2 separate regions of the Mus musculus genome follow, and region 1 is linked to region 2. The links are chromatin loops, found by intact Hi-C in ENCODE. Cell type or tissue: heart. All regions are shown on one strand. Each heading gives the region's core, and the rest is flanking DNA. Links, peaks and the distances in the headings are about the cores only.

The links. Peaks named below come from ENCODE experiments on the same cell type or tissue, not always from the same donor. Only the 100,000 strongest peaks of a DNase experiment are listed, where the experiment ranks them.
Region 1: a loop joins it to region 2, with 6 times the contacts of the local background. A loop is called at or near these places in 19 of 42 quality-filtered maps.

The regions. Positions count from the first base shown.
Region 1 is chr1:180,399,037-180,414,520 of GRCm38, forward strand. It overlaps Itpkb (inositol 1,4,5-trisphosphate 3-kinase B), which reads left to right. Exons shown (of 8, transcript NM_001081175.1): 3 at 13,638-13,737; 4 at 14,751-14,964. It overlaps Gm39712 (a long non-coding RNA gene), which reads right to left and starts at 9,377. Exons shown (of 5, transcript XR_003948302.1): 1 at 5,949-9,377; 2 at 5,672-5,856; 3 at 4,501-4,925; 4 at 4,250-4,412; 5 at 421-3,751. In heart, for the core only: no CTCF peak of the experiment used is centred there; DNase peaks (open chromatin) are centred at 5,825, 6,775, 7,515 and 7,763; H3K4me3 peaks cover 173 bases; H3K27ac peaks cover 2,013 bases.
Region 2 is chr1:180,321,898-180,337,381 of GRCm38, forward strand. It overlaps Itpkb (inositol 1,4,5-trisphosphate 3-kinase B), which reads left to right and starts at 8,579. Exons shown (of 8, transcript NM_001081175.1): 1 at 8,579-8,882; 2 at 10,215-12,333. The coding sequence starts at 10,414. It also overlaps the pseudogene Gm5069. In heart, for the core only: a CTCF peak has its summit at 7,231; a DNase peak (open chromatin) is centred at 7,624; H3K4me3 peaks cover 976 bases; H3K27ac peaks cover 1,319 bases.

The DNA.
Region 1 (15,484 bases), core at 5,547-8,046, 77 kb after region 2:
ACTGGGAAACATTCTACTTATGGAGTGGTTTGTAGCAGACACAAAAGAAACGTTATAGTTTCTGGGTTTGAGACTTCTACAAACTTAATCAGATTTCACAAAAATGGCTCTTCTGTGTGTATTGTTGATCTTGCTTTTCTCTGAGTTAGTCAATCACACTTTCCATTCATATTCATTTCAAAAAGGGTGTTTTTTTTTTCACTCAAAGCAACAGACACCTGACTGCATGAGAAAAATGTAACCTAAAGTCACACACACACACACACACACACACACACACACACACACACACAGACTCATTACAGTTGAATTCTAGAAGTCATGGTGCCTTCCTTGTCTTTAGTTCATCAGGATTATTTATCAAATGTGCTATTGACTTGTTTGTTTGTGGTGTGTGTGTATGTGTGTGTGTGTGTACCACTGTGTGTAGAAATTGTGATGTGATGTGATATGATGTGGTGTGGTGTGTGTGTGTGTGTGTGTGTGTGTGTGTACACCACTGAGTACATGTGTGGAAGTTGAAGTTGGGATGTCTTTCCCGTTTGCTTTTCCGCCTTAGTCTTTGAGAGAGAATCTCAGTGACTCTGGGGCACGCTGTTTTGGCTGGGCTGACTGACTGACTGACTGACCCCTGAGCTCTGGGTGTCCACCCTGTCTCTTGGCCTGTGCTTCCGCCCTCAGCTTTTACATGGGGCCTAGAGATCCAAACTCAGGTTCTCCTACACACATCACGAACACTTTAGCTCCTTTCCCAGCCTCTGTTATCATGCTTTAAACACAAGCTAAAGCCCTGAGTGGTTGCCTCAAACGGTAAGATGGAGGGGATGGGGCTCCATTTCCATGCTTTTACAATTCCAGACCCAACTTCTAGACTGGGCATGAAGCTCAGGGACATGCAATCACCCGAAGCTTGGGGACAAGCCAGCCCACAGTGAGCTCTGCTGAAAGAGATGTGGGGTGCTCCTTCCATGTGTGTCTAGGTCTTGCTTTACAACCAGAGTTCTCTGAACAAGCACCTGTGTCGACTATGATACTTGTGAGAGGCAGGCGGTATCTCTCTGTGTATTTGACACTTATGTGCGGTATTGAAAGTCTAGGGCCAGCCGTGCATAGCTCGGTTGTAGAGCATGAGCCACGCAGCGCTAGCTTTGCTCATGCTTTCTCTAAGCCCGAAGCCCACCTTCTTCTGCCTTCCCTCTGCCCCTTGTGCTGCTTTCCTCTCTTGGCTCTTAAAGATGCAGAAACTCCATCTTTCCCAAAAAAACTTCCTTTATTTCCCCCCTCCCAAAGCAATGCCCCCTTATCTGTGCCTTCCTCTTTATAAAGCTGGTTGGCATCCTTGTCATGTTCCATTATCAGGCCTGTGCTCATCTACTCTGGGCTTCATACTCCCTGGGCTTAAGCCTGAAGCCAGAACACAGTGGGGCACCATAGTGGATCTATGTGGTATTGGTTGTATCAGGTAAAACAGAGCAAAGGGAGGGAGGGAAGGAGGGAGGGAGGGGCGATAACAAGCCGGAGCCCCTGGTCCCAGGACAAAGGGAGATAGCAAGGCTGTCACTGCCAGAAAGGGGCTAGCTGGACAAGGGGAGAGCCTGGTCAGACCGGCTTGTTCTCACTCAGTCTGGATCTTTCTAAAACCCCATAAAGGAAGCTAGTTCAGGCTAAGAGTAGAGAGCATGGGTGAGTGTCTGCCCAGGTCCTGATGCAGAGCTGTGACTCTAGAAGTAAGCTCCTATCCAGCCTGGGATACCTTTCTGTCTAGCTCTTTTTGTCCTAATGTTCATCTTACATCTGGAAGAGCATTGTGGATCTGCTTTTCTCATTTGCCTGGCCCTGGCCATCCCTGCCCTGGGTCTATGGGAGAAAATAGCCCAGCCTTGATGTCGACAGCCAGGAACAAACAGCATTGAGGTCATAGAATACAGATAGATAGTTGATTGGGGCCAGCGACTTCCAGATTAACTATAGGATAGCAATCTTGGCTTTTGTCCACCTCTACCTCTAGGGGCTAGGCTGGTGTCTTAATCTCTGTTTCCATGTGACCATCTCATGCCAGGACTTAAAGGCTCCTCCTCTGGTTCTTAGTTCCCAGGAACACAAGAAGCATCATTCTGGTCTAGGAATCTCAGTTTGCTTCCTGCCAGACTCCTTCAGAACTGGTTATAGATACTGAACAGGATTCCCTTTTTGCCTTCTCAGCCAGGAGCCAGGTCTTGGAGGCTCGTGCTACTTAGTTCTGCATTCATCCATTAGCTCTCAACTCTGGGAAGGAAGTGTGTTACCAGGGCCTGGGGTCCTGCCCTCCGGAACTGTTGCTATAGGAAATGATGCTCATAATAAAACCAGACCTGAATGAGCTCTAAGCAGGTGACAAAGGGATTGTGGACTGTGTGTGATATGTAAATCTTGCAAGGAGAAGCCATTTACCGGGGTGGCTCAGAGGGAAATGGGCAGGACCTGGGAAGGTGAAAGTGGACAGGTTGAGGGGCACCATTTAAACAGTAAATCACTGTCCTCCAAGTGACATAGGTTATTGCCACCAGACGGGCTGCCCCAGAACCAGCAATATGGCACATCTGGGCAAACACCAGTAGGCCAGTTTTGCAGAGAGAGAGGACATGGAGGATGGGAACTCAGGAGAGTCCCCAGGCAGAGCTTGGTCTCTGTTTGCGAGGGTTTGACGAAGCTGGGCTTTGTGTAAGAGAGAGGAGCGTATGGAATGAGTGGGATCCGGTGTCCTTGGCCCTAGGCCTAGGAAAGCAGTGTGAACTGGGTACCCAATCCAGGCACCAGGTGTACTTGGCAAGATCCAAAACCTCAGCTCTACTTTCTACCTTCCTGGGTGACGTCACCTCTGAGGCTTCCGGTGTGTTTGTTCCCCTGTCCTCACCCTAGTTACTAATCCAATCCAAGAGGCTGGCTCTGTGTGTGTCTTAGTCTCTGTACCCATGTGACCACACGTCACCCAGCTGGTAGAGTGGTACTCAGTTCCTCAAACCCTTCTCTTGCTTTTCTTCCTTATCCTCTCTATAGAATATGAGCCATGCATGTCAATCATTTTCTTCTCTTTACAGACGGAGAAAGAGACAACTCTGTGTTTGAGGTCTGGGTCTTTGGGCTTTCTTTGGCGCGTTTATAGTTGGTCGCCTGTTAATGTAGATACTGTCATGGGCCAGGCTGGTGGTGATAGGTTAAAATTTGACCCCCATCCCAAGCTGCCACTATTCAATCCCAGGCTGCCAGGACTGCAGACTCAGTGTGTCAAAGAAGCATTGGACTTTTGTTTGAAATCTCATTTACAATTTTTGGCAACTGATTTAGAAAAAAGTGGTGGGGGCGGGGGTGGGGCTATAGCTGAACCAAGTTAAGTCTGATGGTCACTGGGAGGGAAGCTCTGTCCCATGTCACCTGGTCACTGGTCACTAATAGGGTCTCCTTCTGGGTCTTTGAGCAAGCATGGAGAGGGTGTCTGTTTCTCTGGCCTTTGTGTTAGGGAAAAGGAAAGAGCTAAGCTTGGGGAAAGGGAAGCGGAAGCGGCTTGTGGGTGCTCTGTGCATCCAGCCCAGCTGCCCCGTTCCCAGAGCACATACTTTCCGTTTTCCTCGTCGCTCATCCTGAATTCTGGAATCTTCTGGTAGTTAGTTTATCCACTCGCTTCCTTTTTCCGAAGATTGAAATGACGACTGCTTGAAACTATTTTCCTCTGGTTGGGTTTTTCCTTGGTGACCTCACTCAGAGACAGATGTGCCTAATAATAACAACATCAAAAGTTAAGGAGAATAAATCAACCAGCTGGTCTGTTCCCTAGAAGAGATGCTGCAGTTCCTAAATATGGGCTGTCCCCAGAGACATTGAGGGGGCCCAGCTTACCCAACAGGGCTCTCGTCACTGCGGGAGGATGGAGGTCCTGGGACACTTTGTTCACCCTCTGCCATTCTCAGGCTCCAAGGGTTCAGAAGATGCTCCACCCCCACCCTGGGACAAGCAGCCTTCCCAGACAGACAGCAGGTGGACATCTACAAGGACATCCCTCTCCCTAGGTCCTCAAAGGCAGTATGCATTTCAGCCCTGCCTCCGGGAACTGGGCCTGCACCCAGTCTGCAAAGAAGGTCTTTGGGTTGAGATCCTTAGCTTGGAGGATCCTCGGCTCCGGTGTCATTCCTTGGCCTCTGCCATTCTCAGAGTTTCATTCCCCTACCCAGTGAGAAAGAGCTGTGATAGTCTACGAGAATCGAGAATCGGGAACCTTCTGTAAGCGTCGCAGATGAGAAGGGGACTCTTGTGTGCACCAAGTACTCTGTCTCCCTCTGGGTAGTGACACATAGGAGTGTTGCCGCCGTGTTTATTGGTTTCGTTCTCTGATGGTCTTGAGATGCTTGGTGGAGTCTCAACAAACAAAGGTTAAGTCCCTGTAACCAAAGGCAAAAAGTGAAGGAACCACTGAGTGCCCCTGCTCTATTGAGTGGGAAACCCCACTCCCCACTTCCGTGGACATACAGGCTGCCAGGGTGACGGGTTGAGCATGATTCCAGTTCTGTCACCTTGGGGACACTAGCAGAGGTAGAATATGTCCCTGTTTGCAACCTCTGAAAGAGAGAGGCAAGTATGCTATCTCTGGGATGGCCCCGTGGGATCCTCATACCGCAGCGTAGAACGGGCTAAGTAAGAGCCCACTGCCACCACCGGGGGCCCCACGGTGACAGATACAGGAGGACCAGTGATGAGTCAGACTATTTATGAAAGTCACACATCCTCATAGACGTCAGGATGACCCTGGCCTCAAGTTCTGAGGGTGACGAATCTTGCTCGTACTTGGGGGTTCACTGGTGTGCCTTTTTGGCAACCCGTTTCCTGTGCCTCGCCTCCAGCGGTCTGCACGTGAACAGGAGCATGGCCGCTGAACTCTCAAGACCGGGAACAGCCTGTCAGAAGAGGGAAACTGGGTGACTCACGGCCCAGTCGGGAGCTGCAAGTCAGCTTCTGCCAGGACGGGGCTGCAGAAGTGTCTTCAGAAGGCGGAAAGGGTTTCTGGTGCTCAGGAGGTCTGCACTGTGTTACAGAGTGCCCTTAGCCACGAGCAACTCAGCGCTACCTCTCAGAAATATGAATTGCTCCAGTGTGCCTTGCTTGGAAATAATTTTCTAAATATAGCTGTGGGATCCGCCTGTAAGCCCTTCCTCAAAAGTTTCCTTGTTAGAAATTCCTGAGGTGGGAGTTCCCTGCGCTCAGCCCTGTCCCTTCTGTGTGTCCACCTGTGTCCATGGCATTTGCACTAGGAGCCTGGAACTTCTCTGCCTCCGTGGCTCTGAGCGTGAGTGCTACAGAGGCCGTTTCAGAAGCAACTTTCCTTCTGCAAGCTGCTTGTGAAAGGGGGGCAAAGGTGACCTTTGAGCTCCTTCTGCTTTCTGTGGCGAACTTCCTTTCAGATGCCTGGCTTTCTAAAATGTCATCTTCCAGCCAGGAAAAAGCAGTGTGTGTGTGTGTGTGTGTGTGTGTGTGTGTGTGTGTGTGTGTGCGCGCGCGCGCGCGCGCCTTCTGCCTCAGGAACAACAGAGCAGAGGTGCTCACAGTAACCCTCCCCAGGGCGCCCTGGCTTGGGATGGGACTAGAAGGCCTCTGGTGGCCTCTCTGCTAGACTCGTGGATCTGACTATCCTGTGAAGACTCACAGATGCTCAGAAATGGCTCAGGTGATTCTTCTGGCAGAGAATCTGACTGGTCCTCTTTGTCTCTGTCATCCTGGAAAGGTGGGATTCAGGCTGAGGGCCAGGGTGGAGGAAGAGGGTGTCAGGTCCTGCTGTTGACCAAGCTGCCCTTCCTCAGCATCATCTCCTGCAGGCTTGTGCTGTTGGGGCTGAGAGAGCAGACAGAACTTGGAAGAGGTTCAGTGTTTCTGACTGTAGCAAGCCTCGCCCAAGCAAAGTTGGATTTAACTTTGAGAACAACCTGTTGTCATCGTCAGCTGGTGGTGTTGGCCGAGTGGTATTTCCATGTCACAAGGATGGAGAAAACTGAAGCTCAGAGAGGTTTGGTATCCTGCCCAGGACCTTCAGGCAGGACTAACAGGAGCCGAGCTCAAGTTCATCTGGCTATAAAGTCACATGTTACAAATGACAAAGGAGATAGCCTAGCTGAATGATGCAGACCTGGGACTCTCAACAGGCTTTCTCCTTACCATCTCTAGCACCTTCGGCAAATTGTCTAATCTCTGTGTGTCTCAGTGTTCACATCTGTAAAATGGGATCATGAGAGCACCTCCATGACAAGTTAGCATACATTCACTGTACCTATCAAATGCTTAGCACTGCATCTACCTGTCCAAAGTCCTTAGTACACAAGCTGGTTACCACTGTTTCCATGTGCTGGGGCTCTGCCCTACCTACCCTGCAGTCCCTCAGGCGGAGGAGGAGGAACTGAGCACTCTGGCCCCTAACTCTGTAAAGTTCTCCTTAGGCAGTGTGTTGGGAGTGGCCCCCTCACCCATCTTGTCTGAGAGATAATCCCTAAGACTGAGTGCTGGGCCGATTGTCTGCTGCCCAGAGAGGGCCCTCAGTAAATTTCCATCTACCAGAAACTCAACCTTGTTTTTTTGCATTTACCAAAGTAAAAATAAAATCTCTGGGGAGACAGGGAGGGAGGGGGCCTGGGGAGGGTTGTGGGACAGCCGCAGTGCCTGGCTCTCTTTCCCAGACAAAGCTAAATGTCCCCTGTTCTCTGCCTTTTTCCATGAGGAAGTGTCCAGGAGAGGCCCACCCCACCCCCCTCGGCTCTTCCTGGTGGCCACTCCCAGCTTCCGACTATTGTTACCTCCCTCTCAGCCTTGTGAGTTGGAGGGAGGCTGAGGCGGGCCAGCTCCTGGTGCAGGCATGGGCTCTGTGTGGTCAGGCATTTCCCCATCTGCCACCTCCTCCTCCTCCTCCTCCTCCTCCTCCTCCTCCTCCTCTTCCTCCTCCTCCTCTTCACTGCTGTCATTTTTAGTTCTGGAAGGAGGAGAGAAGCCAAGCGGTGACCTTCACATCAGAGACAGCGATTGCTGGGCCACCTGGCAGGGAAACCCAGGAACATGAAGGGCACCTCAGCTCTCGGGCAGTAAAAACAAAGACTGGTTTGCAGGGATGGCAGTCCCCTTTGGCAGCAGCTCAGGAAAGTCAGGCTTGGGGGAGAAGAATTACCTGAAGCAAGGTCTCTAGTGCAAGATCTTTCTTTGCTGTGGTCCCTAGAGTCCCAGCTACATGCGATGGCTGTCCGTGAAAACATCCAAAGTCCCAGAGCAAGAGGGAAAGAGAAGAAAGTAGCCCAGACCCCAGACCTTTCCAGTCACGAGTGTTTTGGATAAGGGAGATAGACAGATGAGGGACAGGAAGATGGCATGTCCTGCAGGGTCTCAGGCACACAGAGAGTGGGGTGTGAAGTGAGTGGGGGAGGGGAGTATCCACAGTGGCCCCGAGGCTATGCTGGGACCCTCTTTCTCTGTGGGTGTTTAGGGAGCCACGGTGGCACTCCACGGCGGCAGGCCTGTCCTTGCCAGCTGTGTCCAGGGCCTTTCTCCAGGGTTCTGGCTGATAAGAGGAAGAGCGGTTTGTGGAGCATCCCGGGGAACAGTCTGGATACAGCCTTTGGTGTAGCAACTGAGCCTTAAGTTACAACAGAAAAAAAAAAAAAGGCAGCTAGGCAGGCCGGACCTTCTGGGGAGCCACACAAAAAAAGGCTTTCTGTCTGCCCAAAAGGTGCTGCTTAGGAGAATGGTGACAGACAGCTACCCCCTCAGCAAGGCGATGCCTTCCATGCCTGAGCAATCAGGGGTTGGTCCTGATGAAGAACAACCATCCTGGATCTCCTGTTCCAGGCCGGCAACAGATTCTGAAGGAGATACAGAGTATCCCTCTCCCAACAATAACATTGACCTAGACGCCTAACTTCTTCTCCTGATGGGTCACAAACAGCCAAACCACAGGGACACTAAAAATGCTCTGTAAGATCACCTTGGGGCTATGTGGATGCCGGGTGGATTGAAACAAGGAGTTTCACGTGTAGACTTGGGTCCAGTCTTTAAAAGCTACAACATGGTGTGTGTGCACACACTCTAAGACCTGGAAAAAAGTCTAAAGCATTTCTGGCCCCAGATATTTCGCATAAGGCGCGCTCAGCCTTCCTGGACTCACCTGTGTGTGCCTCAGCTCTCTTCCTAATCCCACCCTGCTCAGGCGATTCTTTAAAAAACGGCTCCAGGCTGCCCCCTGGTGGGCACAAAGCAAGGGCTGGGTGGGAAGGCGGGGCAAAACAAAAGAGGTTTCTTCGACAGGTTTGAAAGTCTTGCTTGTTAAAGGAGGAGGTGGTCAGTCTCGAGTACAGCCTTGCTTTTAGGTGTAGCTACCGGCCTTACCAATGGTGGGACTTTCTTTCTCAGGCCTTCTGTCCTCTCGGAGCGCAACACGCTGACCTTTGTGGCAGGCACGGTTTCTAAGCAGGCTCCAGGAAGGGGCATTGAGTGCCCTACCTGCCTGGGCCTGCACCACACCGCCCTCCCGGGGCCTCTGCCAGAAGAGCACAATGAACAAAGTTGGCCACAAGGCCTGGGAGAAGCACCAGGCTTTTCCCCAGAGAGGGCGGGCACCGATCACTAGGGAAACCCTAGCTGCTTTTATGGAAAGACCAAAAGAAAAAGAAGCTAAGAAGAAGGCATTTTTTTCCCAAACATGGTGAACGCAATGACTTTGTCCGACTTTTGCAAGAGGGAGCAGAAGGTCTAACCCAGAGTGAGCCCTTTCCTGTCCACTTTTTGTCCAGTGTGCCTTCCCCAAGTGTGTGTCAGCCAGGACCTTCTGGGAAAAGCCTGGGACTCAGAGGGAGGGGAGGGCAGGTCTCTTCAGGCCTCCCCCATCTGAAAGGTCAGTCTTGTGACAAAGTGACAAAGTGTTCGCTGTCTATGTGAGGCTGTTTTATAGCTAAGGGAGAGACGAGAGGGGCCCTGGGCATCCTGTTGGCTGAAACAAAATCTTCAGAATTAAATGGCAGAGAGCTGGAAGCCGTGCAACTTGGAGCAACACTAATGCCTCTGAACAAAATGGAAATAAGTATGTCAGCGCTGTGAGGCTCCATTGACGACAGCACCATACCTAGCAACGCCACAGACACTGAACCTCTGATTTGCCTGAGATTTCCCTGTGCGGGCACACGAACCTCGCGCATGCTCAGTCCAGCATTAGCCTGACAGGCTTTTAGGATCGTCGAAGGACAGTGATATTTCACAGTTACTTCCCCCTCATCACTCTTACCCTAGAAAGGGGGGAGCAGGAGAGAGGGGGTTTTTTTTCTTTAAAACTATCTAAAAATAAAAGCAGAGTTATCAAATCATTGAAATAAGAGAGAGTGCTGGAAGGAAAGTAGTAAGTTGGAGGAACGGGTCTGGCGGAAAGGGACTTTCCCAGAGTCTAGCCTCTTCGTGGAGTTGATTTTGTTGGCCCACAAAATATGTGCCCCCACCCCTCTCTAGGTGATGTCAGCCATTTGGGAATCTGCTTTCATAGAGTGGCTGGACCAATGGTTCTCAACCTGTGGGTCTCAACCCCCTTGGAAGGAGTTGAAAGACCTTTTTGCAGGGGTCACCTAAGACCATCCTGCATATCAGACATTTACGTTATAATTCATAACAGCAAAGTTAGAGTTATGAAGCAGCAACAAAAAAATAATTGTATGGTTGGGGATCGCCACCGCATGAGGAACTGTATTAAAAGGTCATATGAGGAAGGTTGAGAGCCACTGGTGTAGACAGAAGCAGGTGAAGCCCCTGGGCTCCTGGGGCTCCCACTATGTGGTCAGGACCTAGCACGGTGGCCCTGGAGGTGGTGCTTCATAAATAACCAATCACACGCTGGCTCAGCTCATGGCCACCCCACTTGCCCTCTGGCCCTTTGGAAATGCCTGGTGGATTATCGCCAGCACTCTGTCTGGAGGGAAACTAAAACAAACAAAAAGAATCAGAAGTCAAGACAAAGTGAGTATTTATGGCTCGCCTGAACTTGGCCATGTGCGGAGCAGAGCACGTGGTGGGAGGTTGGTCTGTATCACCGGGGATTCCACAGGCCCTCAGGGGACCCAGTTATAGGACCCGGTTTAACCGCAGTGAGACCTGGAAGAACAGTGGCTCCTTCTCACCCCAAAGCTTGGTGGCTCTAAGCTCCATCAGTCTGTTGCTGTAGGATCTAGGGAGTGTTTAGATATTTGGCCTCAGGAGACAGCATATTTCTTCCATTGTTCACTCATGGGGTGGTGAGTCCTGAACCTGCAGAGGCTCCATCAAGCAGGTGCTGGAAGGAGGGCAGGCTGGCAGTCAAGGATCCACCAGGGACTGCAGTGGCTCTCTCCAGGAGATCTGTCCTGCGGTAACCCATGTTGTGTCAAGCCTGAAGCCAGAGGCTCTTGACAGCCATGGTGAACCTTGCAGCAGAGGCCATACCTGCTTGGCCTTGGAAAGGTCATACTAGGCTACCCTCCCTGCCTGGACATTCCTACCACATTTGAAACAAGGGGCCCTTCAATTCCATTTTGTGCCAGGCCCTTGCTGATAACTACTGCACTGTGAAAGTAGGAAAGAGGCCCTTGTCCCCACACCCTGCCTCCTCTCATCCCTGATCCTGTCATTCCTCTTCCAACCACTTTGCAGAAGACACAAGCCATGACTCCTTCCTCTTTGTTTAAGTCACTACATCCCTGTAAAATATCTGTAGATGCCCGAAGGGAAAGGCCACCAGAGAGTGGCATGCCCTGGAAACTGTCCACCTCCCCCGAAGCCTACACAAACACAGAGTCAGACCCTACCGAGGCTTCCTCCCATGGGCAGAGCCAGGGCAGAGGTGTGCCCTCCGAACAGTGGGTCATTTCTACTGAAAGACAAGGGTGCTAAGGTAGGGAGTGGCATGTCCCCAGGGGGCCTTGTGTCCTGGGAATAGAAGCTCAAGTTTCTTCTGAGGCAGCAGCTCATGGGGAAAAGGAAAAGGAAAAGGTGGGTCAGGCTATGGCTGCCCTGAGCTCCAAGCTGCTCCCCCACCTCCTGCTGGCAGATCTGGTGGCCCGTGGTTTAGCATGGCATGGAACTGCCCTGCTGGTAGCACTTGCTCTCTGTTTCTCTGTCTCTGTCTCTCTGTCTCTCTCTCTCTCTCTCTCCCTCCCTCCCTTCCAGATACCTCAGGTGCAAAGAAGGTTGGTGTTGTGTGCCTTCTGTGTTATTTTCTTTGTTTGTTTTATTTTCCCTCTTCCCACCTCAAATCCCTCTCCCACACTCTGGCTATTTTAGCAAAGCCAGGTCCGGTGCAAGCTGTGAGGCTGCCCAAAGTCGCTTCAGCAGCTTCGGCAATTTCAAATCTCGGTGGCTTTCAACAGCTCTTGTGCATCTTAGGGTTTTAAAAACCACATTCCCCAACGTGACTTTTCTCTGATCCTTTGATCCAAATTTAGCCAGATGAGTCAGGAGGACCCTCCCATCCCTTGCACAACCCCAAGGTCTAGCTGAGTGAGAAATGATCTTACCTGTGTGTGGACGCAGAACAAGGCTGGACCAAGGCTGGTTTGATTGAGGATGTCAATCCAGGGATTGGTTCAGCTCATCACTTAAGGCACTGCCTGGAGGCTTTGCCCGTGACTTGTTAGTTGGCTTAAGCAACTGCCTTGAAGTTAGAGTGGAAGCCCTGAGTCCCCAGCAGTCCCTGCATCCTCCCTCTTTCTGGTGGACACAGCTTTATTAGTGGTGCTCTCCTTACTGTCCACAGGGAGCTTCCGTGTACATTACACACACACAAATCCCTCCAGAGCCCACAAGCACATGCCAGCTCTGATTCCACCCAGCAGAGTATAAGCTTTGTGTCACCTGGTGACCGTGCTGGAAGGGTCCCAGCCCCAGTACAGGCATCATCAAGGTTTGGTGGCAACTAGAGGCATGTTACAATGGCTCTGGGCTCCCCAGCTAAGGGAACAGCCAGAACACCCCAAAAGCCAGAGCCCTGGCTGCTCAGGGAGATGTCTCCTTTGTGTTTGTCGCCCGTCCCCAAAACTAGCTATCAAACACCTAGACAAGAGCAGCCATGGAAGGGGCCCTCTCCGTGGACAGATGCAGAAGTTAGATTGCAGGTTCTCATTGTGCTCTGGTCTGACCAGCAGGGGAGAGAATGAACTAGAAGAGCAGCGGTCTTCAGACTTCCTAACACTGCCGCCCTTCCATACAGCTCCCCATGTTGTAGTGACCCCTAACCATAAAATTATTTTTTTGCTACCTCATATCTGTGATTTTGCTACTGTAATGAATCATAATGTAAATATCAGTGTTTCCTGGTTGTCTTGGGCACCGCCTGTGAAAGGGTCATTTGACCCCAAAGGAGTCGCTGCTCCCAGGTTGCTGGACTAGGGGCAAAGACTTGCTGAAGCTGGTATGCTTCATCTGTAAAACAGATTAAAATGTTCCTGTCACCGTCAGGCTTTGAAGGTCGTCGGCACAGGCCACAGGACCCCAGCCTGTCACAAGCACTTATACAGCAAACACTGTGCTGGCTGCAGCTGGTGCCTGTGTTGGCATGGCTGCTGACATGAGTTCTGCCATCCACTACTTGGTGGTGTGAGTGTGTGTGTGTGTGTGTGTGTGTGTGTGTTTTAGGGGTTTCCCACTGTATCATTTGAGCTAGACTCAAACTTTTGAGCTCTTGTGACCCTTCTGAGTAGATGGGAGTAAAGGTGTGTGCCCCCCCCCCACCTGGTACTCAGCAGTCACAGGTGTGTGCCCCCCCCACCTGGTACTCAGCAGTCACAGGTGTGTGCCCTCCCCACCTGGTACTCAGCAGTCACAGGTGTGTGCCTCCCCACCTGATACTCAGCAGTCACAGGTGTGTGCCCTCCCCACCTGGTACTCAGCAGTCACATGTATGTGACTCCCCACCTGGTACTCAGCAGTGACAGGTGTGTGCCCTCCCCACCTGATACTCAGCAGTCACAGGTGTGTGCCCTCCCACCTGGTACTCAGCAGTGACATGTGTGTGCCCTCCCCACCTGGTACTCAGCAGTCACAGGTGTGTGCCCCCACACACACCTGATACTCAGCAGTCACAGGTGTGTGCCCTCCCCACCTGGTACTCAGCAGTCACAGGTGTGTGCCTCCCCACCTGATACTCAGCAGTCACAGGTGTGTGCCCCCCCCCCACCTGATACTCAGCAGTCACAGATGTGTGCCCTCCCCACCCGGTACTCAGCAGTCACAGGTGTGTGACTCCCCACCTGATACTCAGCAGTCACAGGTGTGTACCCCCCCCCACCTGGTACTCAGCAGTGACAGGTATGTGCCCTCCTCACCTGGTACTCAACAGTCACAGGTGTGTGCCCTCCCTACCTGGTACTCAGCAGTCACAGGTGTGTGCCCTCCCACCTGATACTCAGCAGTTATCTATAAATGGCCTTTCTGTGGAGTGCTTCCTCATTAATGCTCATTTACCATAACATCTACAAATAAAATGTGCGGCAACACCTTGCTGCTGGGTGACAGTGACCCCTCTAGACTGAGATCACTTGCTTTGGTACAAAAGGTCATTTTCCTTGTGAGCTTGTTTGAACTGGTTTATGTCTGTCACTCAGAGTGCTCTGTTTGCTGTCTTCCAGAGCAAGTCATGGAGAAAGATAAAGAACATGGTGCAGTGGTCCCCCTTTGTCATGTCCTTCAAGAAGAAGTACCCCTGGATCCAGCTGGCAGGACATGCAGGTAGTACACTCTGTTCTCCTAGAGAGGTACCAGGTGAATGTGGGTGGATGCTCCAGGAGAGGGCAGCCCTGGAACAGACCCTGGCAGAAGGTGTTATCCTTACACTGCCTGTAAGTGCCTGTAGACAGTTGTCCTTTCCAAAGTTCTTGACACATTATCCCCAAGACTACACCTACCCCAGCCCCAGCCCAACCTCACTTCCAGTCTCATCGATAAAACTTCTTTATCGATCAGTTCTTTATAACTTGTTTGCCCTTTCTAATCCTGGACAAAGGGATTAAGCTAAGCCACTTCAGCGTGCGGCCACTGTGTGTGCCTACATCGCCCTGTTCTGGGGGCTGTACTGTCAGCAGAGATGGAGTCTCTACCAGGAAGGAACTTGAACTGGAGGGAGATGTGACCAAGTCACCCCATAGCCACCAAGGTGCTGGCAAGGTCATCTAGCCACCATATGAAGCCCTTTTTCTTGCACTGTCCTCTGGGAATACCTCCATAGCCACCCCAGATTTGGTCCTTGTGACTTCACCGACCTGCAGGTTCTTCACAGGGCAACACAGACTTAGACCAAGACGTAGATAGACACCCTTTCTTAATACTCCCTGACGGAATAACTGAAGGAGCACTACCCAGGTGGCCTGTGCATTGGACACACTCTTTTAGCCCACTCTGCGCCCTGTGTGGCACTGGGCTTTTTTTCCTAAGACTCAGCAACACCTGCTTCATTAAGAGGTAGAGGTGGGGTGCTTGTTATAATACTGAGGGGTGGATAGAACTATACCAGGGTTGTAGTCAGTGGATGAGTGGCCAGAACTCAAAGCCTTAAGGGGCTTGTCTACAAATGGCCACACCTCAACCCTCAGGTCAGCCATAGCTGTAACATCTCATCTGGGGTGGGGTTGGGAGGAGGGAGTGGTGTCAGATGCAGCTTCTAAGGGACTGTTACAAGGTGACGGGGTCCCTGATGCCTCTGGCTTCCGCTGAGGCTAGAGGTCCTTCTCCTACTTACTCCACAGGGAGCTTCAAGGCAGCTGCAAATGGCCGCATCCTTAAGAAGCACTGTGAGTCTGAGCAGCGCTGCCTGGACCGGTTAATGGCGGATGTGCTGAGACCCTTCGTGCCAGCCTACCATGGGGACGTGGTGAAGGATGGGGAACGCTACAACCAGATGGACGACCTGCTGGCTGACTTCGATTCGCCCTGCGTGATGGACTGCAAGATGGGTGTCAGGTGAGCCAGGCTTTTTGCAGGTGTGCCCCGCCCCCATCCTGCCTGGCTGTACAGAGGACACTTGGAAGCTGGCCCCACTCTGCCAAGAGCCTCTTCTCCTCGAGGCAGCCCTGGCTGGATGCTGAGGCTGTTGGGGAGCAGACAGAGGAGATGCACACTAGTCAGGTGGGAGGTGAATAGCCATCAGGGAGGAAGCAAGACAATGACCTCCTGGTACAGGGGAATAGAGAGGGAGCACAGAACTGGCTTGTAGCATATGCTGGTTTCAAAAAAAAGAAAAGAAAACAGATCTGACACTAGGGTACAGCTAAGAGTGGAGCTACAGAGGCCCCTGCAGCAGGTAGAAGATAGGCCTGAGGTGATTCCAGACCTTGCCAGGAGCTCCAAGCCTATGCTAAGCTCCACAGTCTGGAGGGCCAGAGAGCCTCAGGCAGAAGTGGACACCATCCCTACCTTTTGGCTGTCCACCTTTCAGGCTTCCAGCATGGCATGACGAGCCCAGAGAACCTAATTTTGGCTG
Region 2 (15,484 bases), core at 5,891-8,390:
TTGGCAGAGCTTGTGGGCTGCCCACTGGCGTCTTTGATGGAGCTATATGCGCCTGGATATGTGCATAACTGTCTGGGGCTTGTAACGTGTTGGCGTTTCTGACGAGAGAACAGAGAGGAATGGCTAGACAGGCTCACAGGTCACCTCCTTCGACCCGTGCTGTCCATCTGGAGGTAAGACAGTGTCAGCCAAGCTGGGTGTGGTGGCACACGCCTTTAATCCCAGCACTTGGGAGGCAGAGGCAGGCAGATTTCTGAATTCGAGGCCAGCCTGGTCTACCAAGTGAGTTCCAGGACAGCCAGGGCTACACAGAGAAACCCTGTCTCGAAAAACCAAAAACCAAAAAAAAACAACAACAAAAAAAAAAAGACAGTATCAGCCTGAGAACAGAAGTCCTTGAGAGCCTTGCTGTACCTGAGGCAGGCTTTATGCTAGCATTAACTCTTGGATCTTTTTTAGAACTTGGGGCTAGCAGTTGAAGGTCTACTCTTTAAGAAAACATAACGTCTGGAGTATTTAACACACACTGTTTCATAGATCTTCATAAGAATGCTCAGAAGTTGGGCTGGAGAGATGGCTTAGAGGTTAAGAGCACCGGCTGCTCTTCCAGAGGTACTGAGTTCAGTTCCCAGCAACCACAATGGTGGCTCACAACCATCTTTAATGGGATCTGATGCCCTAAAATAAATAAATAAGTAAGTAAGTAAATAAATAAATAAATAAATCTCTGAGAGAGAGAAAGAGAGAGAGAGAGAGAGAGAGAGAGAGAGAGAGAATGCTCGGGAGCAGGATTATAACTCGTGCCGTTTTGACAGACCTTAAAGCTGAGTTCTGGTTTCTTGCCAGGGATACACAACTAGACCAAGGAGATGGTATCCTCTGTGGGAGCTCTGCCCCTTTCTACCTGCTCAGCACTGACTGAAAAGTGGGCCTGGTATGTTCTGGATGTGCTGGGCCCCCATTAGTCTGGAGGGCAGAGGCTGTATTCTCTGTATGGACCCATGGGCCTGACACACAGTTCGCACGCAACAGTGGATCACCCAAATGAATGCTTTCTTGCTGTCTCCAGATCAAGAGGGGAAGTGACTAGGGACAGGACTGAGAGAAAGGACAGAGCAAAGCTGCTCTGATGCTTCTGGCCCAGACCTGGGAGTCCATGGGGTGACCTCCCTCAGGGACAGAGCTTGGCCTTAGTCATGCCTTGGGCCCATGAGGTTTTGAAAAGCAAGGTCTGTGGAGCAAGGGAAAGGCAGAGGAGACCTTTGCCCTAGCCATGCATGGTTGTGGAACATGCTTCCTGCTCCCAGCAGCTGGCAAGCCAGTGATTTCCCTGGTGTGCTTGATCCTTGGTTCTTCTGCACCGCCACTGATGGCTTGATTAGGTTTTGTTTCTCAACATAACAAGCATGTATAGACCTAGTCAGTGTGGAGCTAAAAGTCTAAGAGTGGAGAGGTAATTAAACTAGGGTCCTAGCCTTTGAAAAACCCTGGTAGAGGACAAAGATAGAGGCATCAACTGTTATATGTAGTGTCACAAATAACAGACTTACATATGAAGTGAAATACTGACGTGGTGTTAGTCCAGGGAATACAGTAAAAATATCAACAAATGACTCAACAGTCGTGATGGCTAATCTCGGTTGTCAACTTGGCACACTGAGAAGAAAAAACTTTCCTTTATTAGACTGGCCTGTGGGCATGTGTGTGAGGCATTTTCTTGATTGCTAATGGAGGGAGGCGGGCCCAGCCCACTATGGGCATTACCATCCCCTAGAGAGATGAGCGTAAAAAGTAATAATTCTTTTTTCCCCTCCTAGCCCATGCTCCTGGAATGATGACTCTGAGACTAATTATTTATAAATAAATGCCAAGGCCATAAGCTTTGACTCATTCTCCAGCCAGCTCAGACAATTCTGCGTCTTCCACACAGTTAGTTACCTCTCCACAGCTTCATGCCTCCAAGTCCAGGGACCAGTCTCCTCTTTATTCTATACTGAGTTCAGCTGCTTGGTTTATGTCTGTTTCCTCAGCGTTCCAGGGTGAATCTCCTCGATTCTAACCTGAATTCATCAACTTGCTGGTTAGTTACCTCTCCTTCAGTCCCGGCCTCCTCTGTCTCAACACTCTCCTAGCCGTCTGATTTCTTTCAGTCAGCTTAGATGTTTAAAGCTTTCTGCATGTTGTGATGGTCAAGAGTCCACAGTTCTCCCTCATGAGCAGTGTTCCAGGGTACAAGCAACAGCCAGCCAGCTCATACCCATTCGCTTCTATATAGATAATACATTTTTTTCTCAATTCAAATAAAGCTGCTATGCATATTTTTGCATATGTATTTTATGTATGTATGTGTGTGTATGTATGTATGTATGTATGTATGTTGGTACGTATTTATTTTACCAGTCCTGGAGAGTGAGCCCAGAGCCTTTCACCTGCTAGGCAAGCGCTACTACACTGAATTGTGTTCCTTGGACACTTTTCTTGTTTTCAGTAACACTTAAAGGTCATTGTTCTTCTGTGTGTATGCTCTTTGTTTTGTTTATGGCAGTGACTCACCACGTAGCCCAGGCTGGCCTTGAATTCCCTCTGCCTTCTGCTCTCTGAGATTATAACTGTGTACCACATGCCCACTTCTGTGTGAACACAGCCCGAGTTCAGGTCTGCAGCACCTGCATACATAGCCAGGAGTACTGGCTTGAACCTTTAATTCTAGCATTGGAGGTGGGAGCTATGGAAGGTGGATCAGTGAAACTCACTGACCAGTCAGGCTAGCCATACCAGGGTAGTGAGAGACCTTGTCTGAAAAAAAAATAAGAAAGGAAGAAAGAAAGGTCTCTATTGACGCTTGACCTCCAAACGCACATGTGTACATCTATCCATCCATAACTACATACTACACACACACACACACACACACACACACACACACACACACACACACACACATGCACGCACACAGAAAGAGAGATTGTTTACCCAAAATCTCAGGGACTTTTCTGCTTTTCTTTTTGAGACAAGATCTCATGTATAAGAGGCTGGCCTTGAACTTGCTATGTAGTAGAGTGTGAGCTTGAATTTCTGACCCTGCTACCTCCACCTCCAGTGTAGTGCATTGCAGCTGCAAACCACCACCTCTAGTTTATGTGGCTCCAGAGTTCAAACCCAGCTTGTGACTGCTAGGCACTTTACCAGCCGAGCCAATCTCCTGTGTGTTCTTGTGAAAGTTTCATGTTTTTACATTTAAGGATCTTTTTTTTTTCCATTTTATTATATGTGTATGAGTGTTTTGCTTGAGTGCACGTGTGTTCACACATGTGCAGTGCCTGTGGAGGTCAGAGAGGGGTTTGGATTCTGTGGGACTGGACTTACAGACGGTTGTGAGTCACCATGTGGTACTGGTCATTGAACCCAGGTCCTCTGGAAGAGCAGCCAGTGCTCCTAACAGCTGAGCCATCTCTCCAGCCCTGGGTTTTAAAGTAACTCTTGACAACAGGTGATGTTAGTTTTTCTATTTTCTTCTTTGTCAAAGCTATTTTGTCTCTTCTAAATTCTTGTGTTTCCCTATGACGCTTATGAAATAAAAATACAAAACAAAAAACTACTGGGATATTTTGCTTACATTGCATCTGTTAGTAAATTTGAGAGGAACTGGCATCAAGAATACTGAGTTGAGGAGAAGAGATGGTTCAGCTAACTACTGGCTGAGCACCGACTGCTCTTCCAGAGGTCATGAGTTCAAATCCCAGCAACCACATGGTGGCTCACAACCATCTGTAATGGGATCTGATGCCCTCTTCTGGTGTGTCTGAAGACAGCAACAGTACACTCATATACATAAAATAAATAAATCTTCAAAAAAGAGAGAGAGAGAAAGAATATTGAGTCCTCTAATCTATGAACATGGTCCATCTTTCAGTTTTTTCAGGTCTTTTTTTTTTTTTTTTTCTTAGCACTGTTCTGTGTTTTTTGCCTCCAGGTCGTATGCATGCGTCTTCATGTGTACCCCTAAGTATTTAACAGCGTTCATCGCTCTTACTTCTCTCAGCCTCACTGCTGTGGTGTGGTCACATGGTCAAGTCCTAACTTCAGTACCTCAGAATGAGATTACAAGAGAAAGGTGGATCTTTTAAACAGTAATTAGGGTTAAAGTAGGTATGGTGGTTTGAATATGCTTGGCCCACGCAGTGGGGCCAATAGATGTGGCCTTGCCAAAGTAGGTGTGTCACTCTGGGCGTGGCCTTTGAGACCCTCATCCTAGCCACCTGGAAGCCAGTCTTCTTGAGCTGTAGAACTCTCAGCTCCTTAATCTCACACTTCTACCCTCAAGAACTATGCGAAAATAAATCTCTGTCGTTTCAACTAGCCAGGCTATGGCTCTTTCTTAGTAACAATAGAAATATAACACATTTCCTAAATTTAGTTATATTTCTGGTGGTTTTTTTATAAATTCCACTAGATTTCTTTCTCTGCCGACACACATCTTGTGTTCAAACAATAGTTTTACTTCTTTCACCCTAAAGGTCTTTTATTTCTTTTTCTTGTGTGACAACACTGACCAGGACATCAAGGGTGTCACATAGTTCAAACTGGCTTTGCATTTGCAGTGTATTTGAAATGGGACTGTTGGGATTATAGGCACATGGTGCCTCACTGAGCCTTCCAAGTACAACGTTGAACAAGAGTGATAATCAGGGACGCCTAACCCATTACAGTAGAGTACATCTGCCCATCCTTCATTGTTAGAGGATGATGTCAGCTAAAGATTTTACACCACCACTCTTTATACATATTAATTTTATAGCATCAATCCCATCCCAAAAGCGAGCAAATTGGGGAGGGTCCCAGAAAAGTTAGGGAGTAACTAGTTGTAAAGAACTGGCATAAGGAGAGTAGCAACAAGCATAGAGCCTGTGAGTGATCCACACAGCACTGATCAAGCTTTGCCAGCTGTGGTACCAGGGTGCACGTGTTGATCAAATGCCACGCCTCTTTGGATTTTTTTTTCTTTTTTGGAGCCTTCTTTACCTCCCCATATGCCCTCCCTTCCCCAACACCGCATTAAAACCAAGGAGAGGTGGGTGCAGCGAACTTTATTGATGGTATTCAAGAGAGTAGGAAGGGCTCCCTAGGCTCATCCTGTTACTATGAGGGTCTGGGGTGGAAATTGTGAGGGAGATGCTCAATGTTGGGGCCAAGTTGGGATAGGGACTCCTCACCAACTGAAGGCCTCTCTCTTGCTCTCAGTGTCCTTGCTCGGGTGGGTTATCCAGGGTTTCTTACTCCTTGGAGGCCATGTAGGCCATGAGGTCCACCACCCTGTTGCTGTAGCCATATTCATTGTCATACCAGGAAATGAGCTTGACAAAGTTGTCATTGAGAGCAATGCCAGCCCCGGCATCGAAGGTGGAAGAGTGGGAGTTGCTGTTGAAGTCACAGGAGGCAACCTGGTCCTCAGTGTAGCCCAGGATGCCCTTCTGTGGGCCCTCAGATGCCTGCTTCACCACCTTCTTGATGTCATCATACTTGGCAGGTTTCTCCAGGCGGCATGTCAGATCCACGATGGACACATTGGGGTTAGGAACACGGAAGGCCATGCCAGTGAGCTTCCCGTTCAGCTCTGGGATGACTTTGCCCACAGCCTTGGCAGCACCAGTGGATGCAGGGATGATGTTCTGGGTAGCCCCACGACCATCACGCCACAGCTTTCCAGAGGGGCCATCCACAGTCTTCTGGGTGGCAGTGATGGCATGGACTGTGGTCATGAGCCCTTCTACAATGCCAAAGTTGTCATGGATGACCTTGGCCAGGGGGGCTAAGCAATTGGTGGTGCAGGATGCATTGCTGACAATCTTGAGTGAGTTGTCATATTTCTCGTGGTTCACACCCATCACAAACATGGGAGCATCGGCAGAACGGACGGAGATGATGACCCTTTTGGCTCCACCCTTCAAGTGGGCCCCCGCCTTCTCCATGGTGGTGAAGACACCAGTAGACTCCACGACATACTCAGCACTGGCCTCATCCCATTTGATGTTGGGGGGAGGGCAGTCTCGCTCCTGGAAGATGGTGATGGGCTTCCCGTTGATGACAAGCTTCCCATTTTCAGCCTTGACTGTGCCGTTGAATTTACTGTGGGTGGAGTCATACTGGAACATGTAGACCATGTAGTCGAGGTCAATGAAGGGGTCGTTGATGGCAACAATCTCCACTTTGCCATGTAGAGAGCAGATGGCAACCCTCGTGACCAGGCGCCCAATATGGCCAAATCCGTTCACACCGGCCTTCACCATTTTGTCTACGGGACGAGGCTGGCACTGCACAAGAAGATGCACTGTCTCTGGAACAGGGAGGAGCAGAGAGCTGCCTCTTTGAATTTTAATTTCTAGTGTAAATGAAGCCTGTAACAACGCCTACCTGACAGTGTTGTTATAAGGTTGACAATATGCAAATTGTTTTTCTCTTGTGTGTGTGTGTGTGTGTGTGTGTGTGTGTGTGTGTGTGTGCGTGTGTTAGAGGTAAGGAGGGATTGCTGAGACAGGATCTCAGATAGCCTAAGATGCTTTCAAACTCTTGATGTAGCTAATAGTGACTTTGAACTTCTCATCCTCCTGCCTCCACCACTACAGTGCTGGATTACAGGTTCGTGTCACTAGGCCAACAAGCCTGGCTTGTGCGGTGCTGAGGACCAATCACAGGGCATGGTGCATGTTAGGAAGGCATTCTGTTACCCATACTATGTCCTTAGTCCTGTATACATATTCAAAATGTGCCTAAACCAGTGTCTGGAAATAGCAAACACTACGTCGAAGTGTTAACTTTTGCTTTACGTTGTGGGAGCCAGCTAGATTCTATGGTAGGATATAAAGCCTGCTGTGCTGACTTCCAATCTGGGGACTTAAACCCTGCCAAACCCTCTCAGTGTCATGGTTAGGACTATCGTCTTGTCTCCCTTACATCCAAGCCAGAAGTTCCATCTCCATGTCCTGTCTGACAGCAGCTGACTGGCCAAGGATTACTCAGAGACTAAGGGCATGTTCCAGCAGCCTTCATTTCTCACTAGGGAAGGTTGACTGACTCACCTACAAGAGACAATAGCAACTAGGAACAGCTTCTCAGGGGCCGGCAAGGTAGAGATTTGTGGGAGCTTTGCTAGGCTCTTCAGTTGCTTCTACTGAGGCATTTATCACCTCTCAGATTAGACTTCATAGCTTGAGTAACTCCTCTTCTTGCCACTAGGGACCAAAGGAGGGAGTCTAGATAGAGGTGGCTTCTTTGTCTCACGGTAATACTAGAACACACACAGGACAGGCATCTTTATTCAGCCCCATTGAGGGTGAGAGGGAAACCAGATTCAAGCCTTCCAGGGTATGTTAAAAAAAATAAAAAATAAAACAAAAACAAAACAAAACAAAACCAGAAAGGACTTGTCCGATTCCAGGAATTCTTGGCTGGAAGGGCTCTTGGTTTCAAATTTGCTTGAGTCTTTTCCTGACCAAGCTGCAGGTTGCTTTGCTCACTTCAACGGTATTGTTACATAAACAAGTAAGCTGTCTGCTTGCTACAGGCGGTCAGGTTTTCCATCCGAGGTTTGGCTAATCAGGATATATGGGCGGATACAAGCTTAGGATTCTTAAATCTCCTAAACCTCGCAGCTGTGTTCCCTGTTTCCACTAAACGCTAGAGTTTAAGATTTAGGGAATTATGCAAAACAGGCTTGCAGTGCCGGGTGGGGCTTAAGTGTGTGTGTATGGGGGCAGGGAGTGTCCCCCGCCCTCCAGTGTTGCCTGGTGCCCCCCCCCCTTTATTTGAGGGTAGAGTAGAACCCTTGAAAACGCAGGAGTAAATTCACAGGAGACTGAGCAAGTGGTTGAAGACATTGATCGGGCCTCAGCCCCAGGACTATGCTTTTTCTTAAAATAACTTTTTGAGAGTTGAGTGCAAAAATACGCGAACAGCACAGCCTCTGTGTGCGTTTATAGATAACTGCTTAATGCAGAGCTCCTTCACACATCTAGCCTACAAGACACTCAGCAGCTCACAGTCCAACCAGTCTTCCAAAATTCTACCATGGTGCATTAAAACCTAAAACTGTGCAAGGAAATGCCCTGCAATATATGCAATATACCTTGTAAAAAGTTGCCTATTGTAGTACAAGTACACCCTCTGCTTAGGCAGAATATTACCCCTCTTTCGATGCTAGAAAAATCCCCCCCCCAGCAGCTTTGTTTAGCACACTCAAAATTTTATTAAAAACAGTTTTCAAACGTAGCTTCATAAAACTAGACACCAGCAAACCTTGGTCGAGGGATGGAAAATAAATCGTATATCTTTAACCCGCAGAAGTTAAAGTCTTTTTTTTTTTTTTTTTTTTTTTTGTTAGCTAACAATGGAAACTTTTTTTTTAAGTGTTTCCCTCCCTCGGTTTGCCAAGCAATAGAAAAAAAAAAAAAAAAGAAGAAAAGAAAAACTTGTTCCGCTGAGTTCAACCCCAGACAGGCTCACAACTTCCTTCCTGCTTTCCTCCCCCAAGCCCCCGCCTCTCTGCCTCCTCCCTCAACCCCCAACTTTTTTTTTTTTTTTTAAATCTTACATTGAACAAACACTGAAGTAGCAGGGAGCAGACGCTGACAGCGGTAGTGTCTCCAACCAAGCACAGAGCAACGCAGGGTCGGCCTGGCGGTGTCCCCTCCGGGATCGCCTAGTCCCTGCGCCGGTACATTCAGCTTCGTTGCACCCCACTTTTTCCGTCTTCCATAAGTTGTTGCGGAAACCCTTTGGGAGCTTTTTTATTTTTTTAAAAAAACTTTAAGCCACTTGGTCTGTACGAGCCCGGAGTCCCCGGGGCATGTCGCCTGCACGGGACCTGGAAGTCTGAGCAATTGCAGGTAAGCGTGGCGGCTCCTTCCTGGCCCTCGTCTCTGAACCCTCTTTCCGCTCCATCTGTGCTGGGGTTCCTCTGGGTGTTCCGGGGTCCGAGCACAGCACGGAGGTGAGGGCTAGAACGACGGAGAAGGGAGGCTGATTTGGGACGGTAGCGTGGCGTGGCCTTGGGGGCAGAGGAGGCGATTCGACTTTCCCATCGCCTTCCGGGCCGCTGCGCCGCCACCACCTCCCCGGCGCGCTGCGGGCGTCTGGGGCTCGGCTTGCCCGGCGGCTCCCCTGGCGCCAGGCGAGGCTGCCCGGGATGCGCGAGGCCCTGCCCTCGGCCGGCCGCGCTGCTCCGGGGCTTAGCTTGCGGGACCCCGAAGGGCTGCAAATTCTCAGGCCTGCACAATTAGAAGGCCTCCGGGCTGCAACTGTGCAAGCAAGCCCAGAGTTCCTCCGAGGGGTGTGGGTCCCGGAGGGGGCAGCTGGGTCCTCGCTAACAGGATGCGCGCAGGGCTGAGTAGCTGCGGACATGCATCCCCTCTCCCAAACACACACACACACACACACACACACACACACACACACACACTCGCTGCAGGGTCTGAGGGGACAGTAGGGAGCCACCAGGATTGATTCCAGTGCTGGATACTGCAGAGTTTGCTCCCTGGCGCGCACGCGTGCCCACATTCACAAAACACACTTGTTTGGAGACAGACAGACATCAAGGCTAGTGCTGAAAAGTGCCTGGACTGCCCCACCCCCACCCACCCCCGCGCTCTTCCCGGCCTTTCATAGGCCGAGAGGCATAGCCCCAGACCAGGATCAGAAAGAAAACGGTGGGCACACAAGTCCCCTTCCAGGTCTCGGCTCCAGCAGCGGTTTGGGGAAGGCAGGTCCGGGTCAGGTTCCCTGTGACTTGGCCTCTGATGTCCTGAGAGGGTGGAGCAGGGTTGCCTGTCATCCTCGATAGCCGGTGTTTGCTCTGGCCAAGGAAACCTGGCCAGTCTCGAGGAGGGAACCAGCGAGTTGCACCTCCTCCCTCGGCCATCCGCGTGGCTACCGAGACTAATTTCAGAATTTGGGATTCTAGGTGTTCTTGGAGTGTATCACAAGCTGGGGGAGGTGGACCACCGCCGGAAAATACCAATAGAGGCCATATCGAGGCGGCCCGGCTTGCCTCCTCACTGAGCATCACAACTCCTGTAGGCTAGACATCCAGGGGCACCCCGTCCCCAGCAGATTGGGGTCCCGGGGCTCCCTTTGCTCTCTGCTTTCTGCGGGTGGGCTCTCTCCACCCCACCCCCTTGATGCCTTCGGGAATTCTGACTTTTCTCCTTGTGTCTCCACAGCCGCGAAATCGTTTATGGAGCTTGGGGCGGGGGCCGAGCCCGCGATTTTGCCCTGTGCCCGCCGCCTAGGCCATGCTGCTCCATCAGCGCGCAGAGCTACGGCCGCCGGGCCTCCGGGACTAAGCCGAGAGCCGCGGGAGGAGGAGGCGCCGGCGGTGGAGCGGGACGGAGAGCCGCGGCGGCGGGCGGACCCTGTACTATGGCTGTGTACTGCTATGCCCTCAATAGCCTGGTGATCATGAACAGCACCAACGAGCTCAAGAGTGGCGGCCCCCGGCCCAGCGGCAGCGAGACGCCCCAGCCCTCCGGGAGGGCCGCGCTGAGTCCCGGCAGCGTCTTCAGCCCTGGGAGAGGCGCTTCCTTTCTCTTCCCCCCAGCAGAGTCGCTGTCCCTGGAGGAGCCCGGGAGTCCTGGGGGCTGGCGCAGCGGCCGGCGCAGGCTGAATAGTAGCAGCGGTAGCGGAGGTGGCAGCAGCAGCAGCAACAGCAGCAGCAGCAGTGGCGTGGGCAGTCCCAGTTGGGCTGGCCGCCTGCGAGGGGACGCGCAGCAGGTGGTGGCGGCCCGCATCCTCTCCCCACCTGGGCCAGAGGAGGCCCAGAGGAAGCTGCGGATTCTGCAGCGCGAGTTGCAAAATGTGCAGGTGAACCAGAAAGTGGGCATGTTCGAGGCGCAAATCCAGGCACAGAGCTCTGCCATTCAAGCGCCCCGAAGCCCGCGTTTGGGTAGGGCTCGTTCGCCCTCCCCGTGTCCCTTCCGAAGTAGCAGCCAGCCCCCCGAAAGGGTCTTGGCTCCGTGTTCTCCAAGTGAGGAACGCAGAACAAAGTCCTGGGGAGAACAATGTACAGAAACCCCAGATACCAACTCTGGAAGGAGAAGCAGACTCAGCACACACCCCTCGAAGGACAAGGAGGGAGTGGCCCCTCTTTTAGGCCCAGCCAGCCCGACCAGGTTAGGGACTCAGAGTCCATCTACTTCCGTGAGAATGGAAAGAGGTACCCCGGCCAGTCCCCGCTGTGGCTCACCCACACCCATGGAAACTGACAAGAGGGTTGCTCCCTCACTGGAGCGCTTTGGAACTAGCTTAACGTTGGCTACTAAAGTGGCAGCTTCAGCCGCATCCGCTGGACCACACCCTGGACATGATTCTGCCCTCATGGAGACAGGCTGTGAGCTCGGGGGCATGCGCCCCTGGGAGGCCCAGATGGAGAGACGGGGGCAGTTTCTGGGCAAGGAGACCGGCTCAACCCCAGAGCCTGTCCGGACCCACATGAGAGAACCCCCTGGAAGGGTGGGAAGAGGAATTCATTCTGTTGGTGGGCAGGGCTCCTGGACACCTGAAGTCATCAAAAGACCAGAAGAGAGGGCTGTGACTGCCCAAAGCTCAGAGCCCTCAGAGGACCCCAGATGGTCTAGACTGCCTGTAGACCTGGATTCCGTAGGACCTGAGAAGGGAGGAAATAGGATCCCAGGGATGCGAGGGCCCCAGCAGACCCTGGACAGTGAGAGAGAAGGCTCTCCAGCACTGGGCTTGCTTGGGGGCAGCCAGGCAGCACAGCCAGGGGCTAGGGGTGTGGAGGAAGACGTTCATTATGGCCGAATGCTGGAACCTTTACCACCTGGGGAAGTAACAACAAAATTGAAAGAACCCCAGTGCCTCCCTGGGGACAGGATGGGAATGCAGCCTGAGAGTTCCATAGTTTGGCCCAGTGCCTTGGAGGAAGCTCCCCTGATCTGGACACGTGACACGGGGGTACAGTCGAAGGGGACTTGGGGAAGCCAGCTGCCAGACGGAGATGCTCACCCTAGCTGCCAAGAGATGCCCCCAGACCAGAAGGACAAGGCCTCCTTAAAAGAGGCCTGCAGCCCCAGCAACATCCCAGCCATCCCTGCAGTCATCATTACAGATATGGGTGCTCAGGAGGATGGAGGGCTAGAGGAGATCCAAGGAAGCCCTCGGGGTCCCCTGCCTCTGAGGAAGCTGTCCTCCTCCTCAGCCTCCTCCACTGGCTTCTCCTCTTCTTACGATGACTCGGAGGAGGACATCTCCAGTGACCCTGAGCGCACGCTGGACCCCAACTCAGCCTTTTTGCATACCCTGGACCAGCAGAAGCCCAGAGTGGTAAGTGTTGCCTCGCAAGCAGACCTTGGATGCTCCGTGCATCATCCTGGTTTTCTTACTTTTTTGCTGAGCGGGAAAGACCCTGAGCAGGGCTCTGGTAAAGTCATAATATCTCTCTATAGGTGGTTTTGTTGTGGGCATGGTCTACCAAGCACTCTGAAGACTGGGCAGTGAGTTTAAGTTGTTCTTACGGTACATGTCTTTAAAAAATGGGTCTGAAGGAACATAAGGTTCGTGTATGTCAACTATAATAAACCTTCCTAATTTCTAAAGCTGGTGAGCAGAGATGCGTTGCTTTGACTTGATGGAGTGAAACACTTCATTTCATGGTTTATTCAGGCTGACAAAGATATCTATTGGCTTAACTCAGCCTCTACTCCTAGGCAGGAATGTGAGTGGTATGATCCTGTGACAGGCCCCTGACCTCTGCAGATGTGGTTGTATGGCTGATCTACGGTTTGAGCAACTATTGAGATTCACACGTAAGTTAGGCAGCAGTTGGCTGTATCAGTGTCAGTCAACGTAACTAATATGCAGTGTGACGTGCGAGATAAATGGAAAAGTATCGTTTGAGCCAAGTAGATCCTTTCTTTTGTAGCTTCATTTGACTTGAGTTGTCTGAGTTAGGCACATGGTGTCTCCTTAAGAGTGTAAGTTGGGACAGGTCCATTTCTGGTACATGTCTACATGTATGTTCATTACACTAATGCTTGGTCTGTTTGAGGCAGTGGCAGATGCTCGTTCCTACTGTGTGGTTGATCTCATTTTTGAGCTGAGGTCAGTCTCTTTCAGAAGGTAATTGTTGAAGCTAGCTCTTCTAAAATGGGATGGCCTTTCTCTTGCCTCTCCATGGAGGATGGGGAGTTTCCTTACCTGGCATGCAAGAGGTTGTAGGGCTTCCTTGTGGGGAAAGCAACATGGTATTTTAGTGGGTAGCCTTCTGGTTTCATCTTGAATGTGAGATTCCACCCATTTGTACCCCAATAACTTTCTCCATCCTTCCTGGCTGTATTACAGTTCCACTCAACACTAAGAAATTTTGGACTCTAAAACACAGTCCTTTCCAGCTTCCATTTCAGAAAACATGGTCTAGTTTTGAAGAGCAGCAATCTCTTTCTCTGTTTTCTGCTGGTAGTCTAGAAAGACAAATGTGTTTGCAAACAGGAGTCCTAATCAGTCATTTGGGGGCCAGGACAGGGCTCCAGGCACCTTGCACCTGCTGCCAGTATTATCACCTTTAGAAAAAGGGCAGACGGGCAGGCGGGCAGTCTGCCTCAGGGGACAGTGGTCACAGGGCAGCTGGGAAATGCATCTTTTTAAAGGTGAGGCTCAATTTCTCTGCCCTCTGCCCAGCAGTTACTCGTAAGTAAGAGAGGGTCTTCTCTCCATTTGTTTTTGAAACCCCAAAGCTGGGCTGGCACACCCAAATAGCTCTGAGTTGTTATGCAGTTTCCACTTGCCCTTTCTGTGGTGGCTGAACAGCTCCTGCTGACTGCTTGCCAAAACAGCCCATACATGCACGTTTGAAAACAAAGTCTTGTTTGGGAGTGAGTTAAAGGGGAGTTAAATAATAACAAGTAACAGGTAAACTGGTTTTGTTGTTGTTGTCGTTGTTCTTCATTTGTAAGATTAAAAGCAGATAAGTAACCAGGGAGGAACTGGTAAGAGAGGCTCAGAGGTGAGACGCTGTTCGCTCCACCTCCCGCCTTTGAACAGGTTCTTTTAGACACCCACAAAGTGGAGTTAGGGAGAAAGACACCACTAGCCTGCTTTGCTCTCTGAAGCATGTGAAACACACACACACACACACACACACACACACACACACACAGAGAGAGAGAGAGAGAGAGAGAGAGAGAGAGAGAAAGACACAGAGAGAGGCAGAGAGACAGAGAGACAGAGAATATGTGTGCACGTGTGCGCGTGCGCATTAGAGTCAGATGAGTGTGGGTAATCAACTGGAAATTATGGAATCCTAGGGACTTTTGCGCTTTGGTTGAGAGCTTGCACTATGAGCAGAGGTCTCTTTTTAGGCTAATCATGATGGTGGAGCTTATCTGGCAAACTGTCTGCTCATTGGGTCAAAAAAAATAACTCATCCCCCGAGACTGCTATTTTGTCTGCAGAAGGCCAGACATCTTGATGGACCTGGGAGGCCTGTGGGCTGCCCGTTTGATGTTTAGTAGATGAAGTCTAAAGTGTCCCTGCCTGTGCTTCTCTAAACCCTTCTGCATTCTCCTCGGACTCGCTTCTGTGTGTACGGCACCACTGCACGACCTCTGAGCACGTTCCCACTTGCCCACTTCGCCTCACACTCATGCTCGCCCTCGCCTTCGCATTGCTCGTACACACTAACACGTGCCTACACATGCTCACACTCAACTCCTGCCTGCCCCCTCACACCCATTCACTCAAACACGTAGGTTGGAAATGGCATGTTCACACAACCAACCCGGGCCTCTGAGCCAAACTAGACCCTGAGGATTTTTACTGCTGCCCCGCCTTCCCAAGTGCCCACTACGGCACACTGCCCCACACTGCCCCATACTGCCTCATGCCTGATTGGGTGTACAGGCAGAATGTGACAGCATATCTACGTCTTCAGGATCAGACACTTGGGATTTGCTTGGAAGGAACAATCGTGCATCCTTCTGCAGCAGCTTAAATTCTGGTCCACTCACACTTCCTGTTCCCTGAGCTCTGAACAGAACCAAATGGCACTGAGCAAGGATGGTGCCCCCTTTCTACTTTCCCCATTGCAGAAAGCATTTATTTCTTATCCTCCTAGATCATTCTATTCAAGAGCCTGGGGCATTAAGATTCCAGGTAGAGAGTATGACATTACAACGCAGAAGCCTCTTAACTTATAAAATAGATTGGATTGGTTTGTTCCAAAAATCTACTATCAATAATGTGTATGTACAAAAAATGGAACAAGGGTCCAGAAAGATGGATCAGCAGGTAAAGATGCTTGCTACCAGGCTGAAGACCAGAGTTTGATACCCAGAACCTAAATGGTAGAAGGAGGGAACTGGTTCTAGCAAGTCATCTATGGCATGCGCACCTATCTACCTACCCTCCCCCACATATACATACACATGCACAAACACATGCATGCATGTATGCATGCAAAAATTCATAAAATAAAATG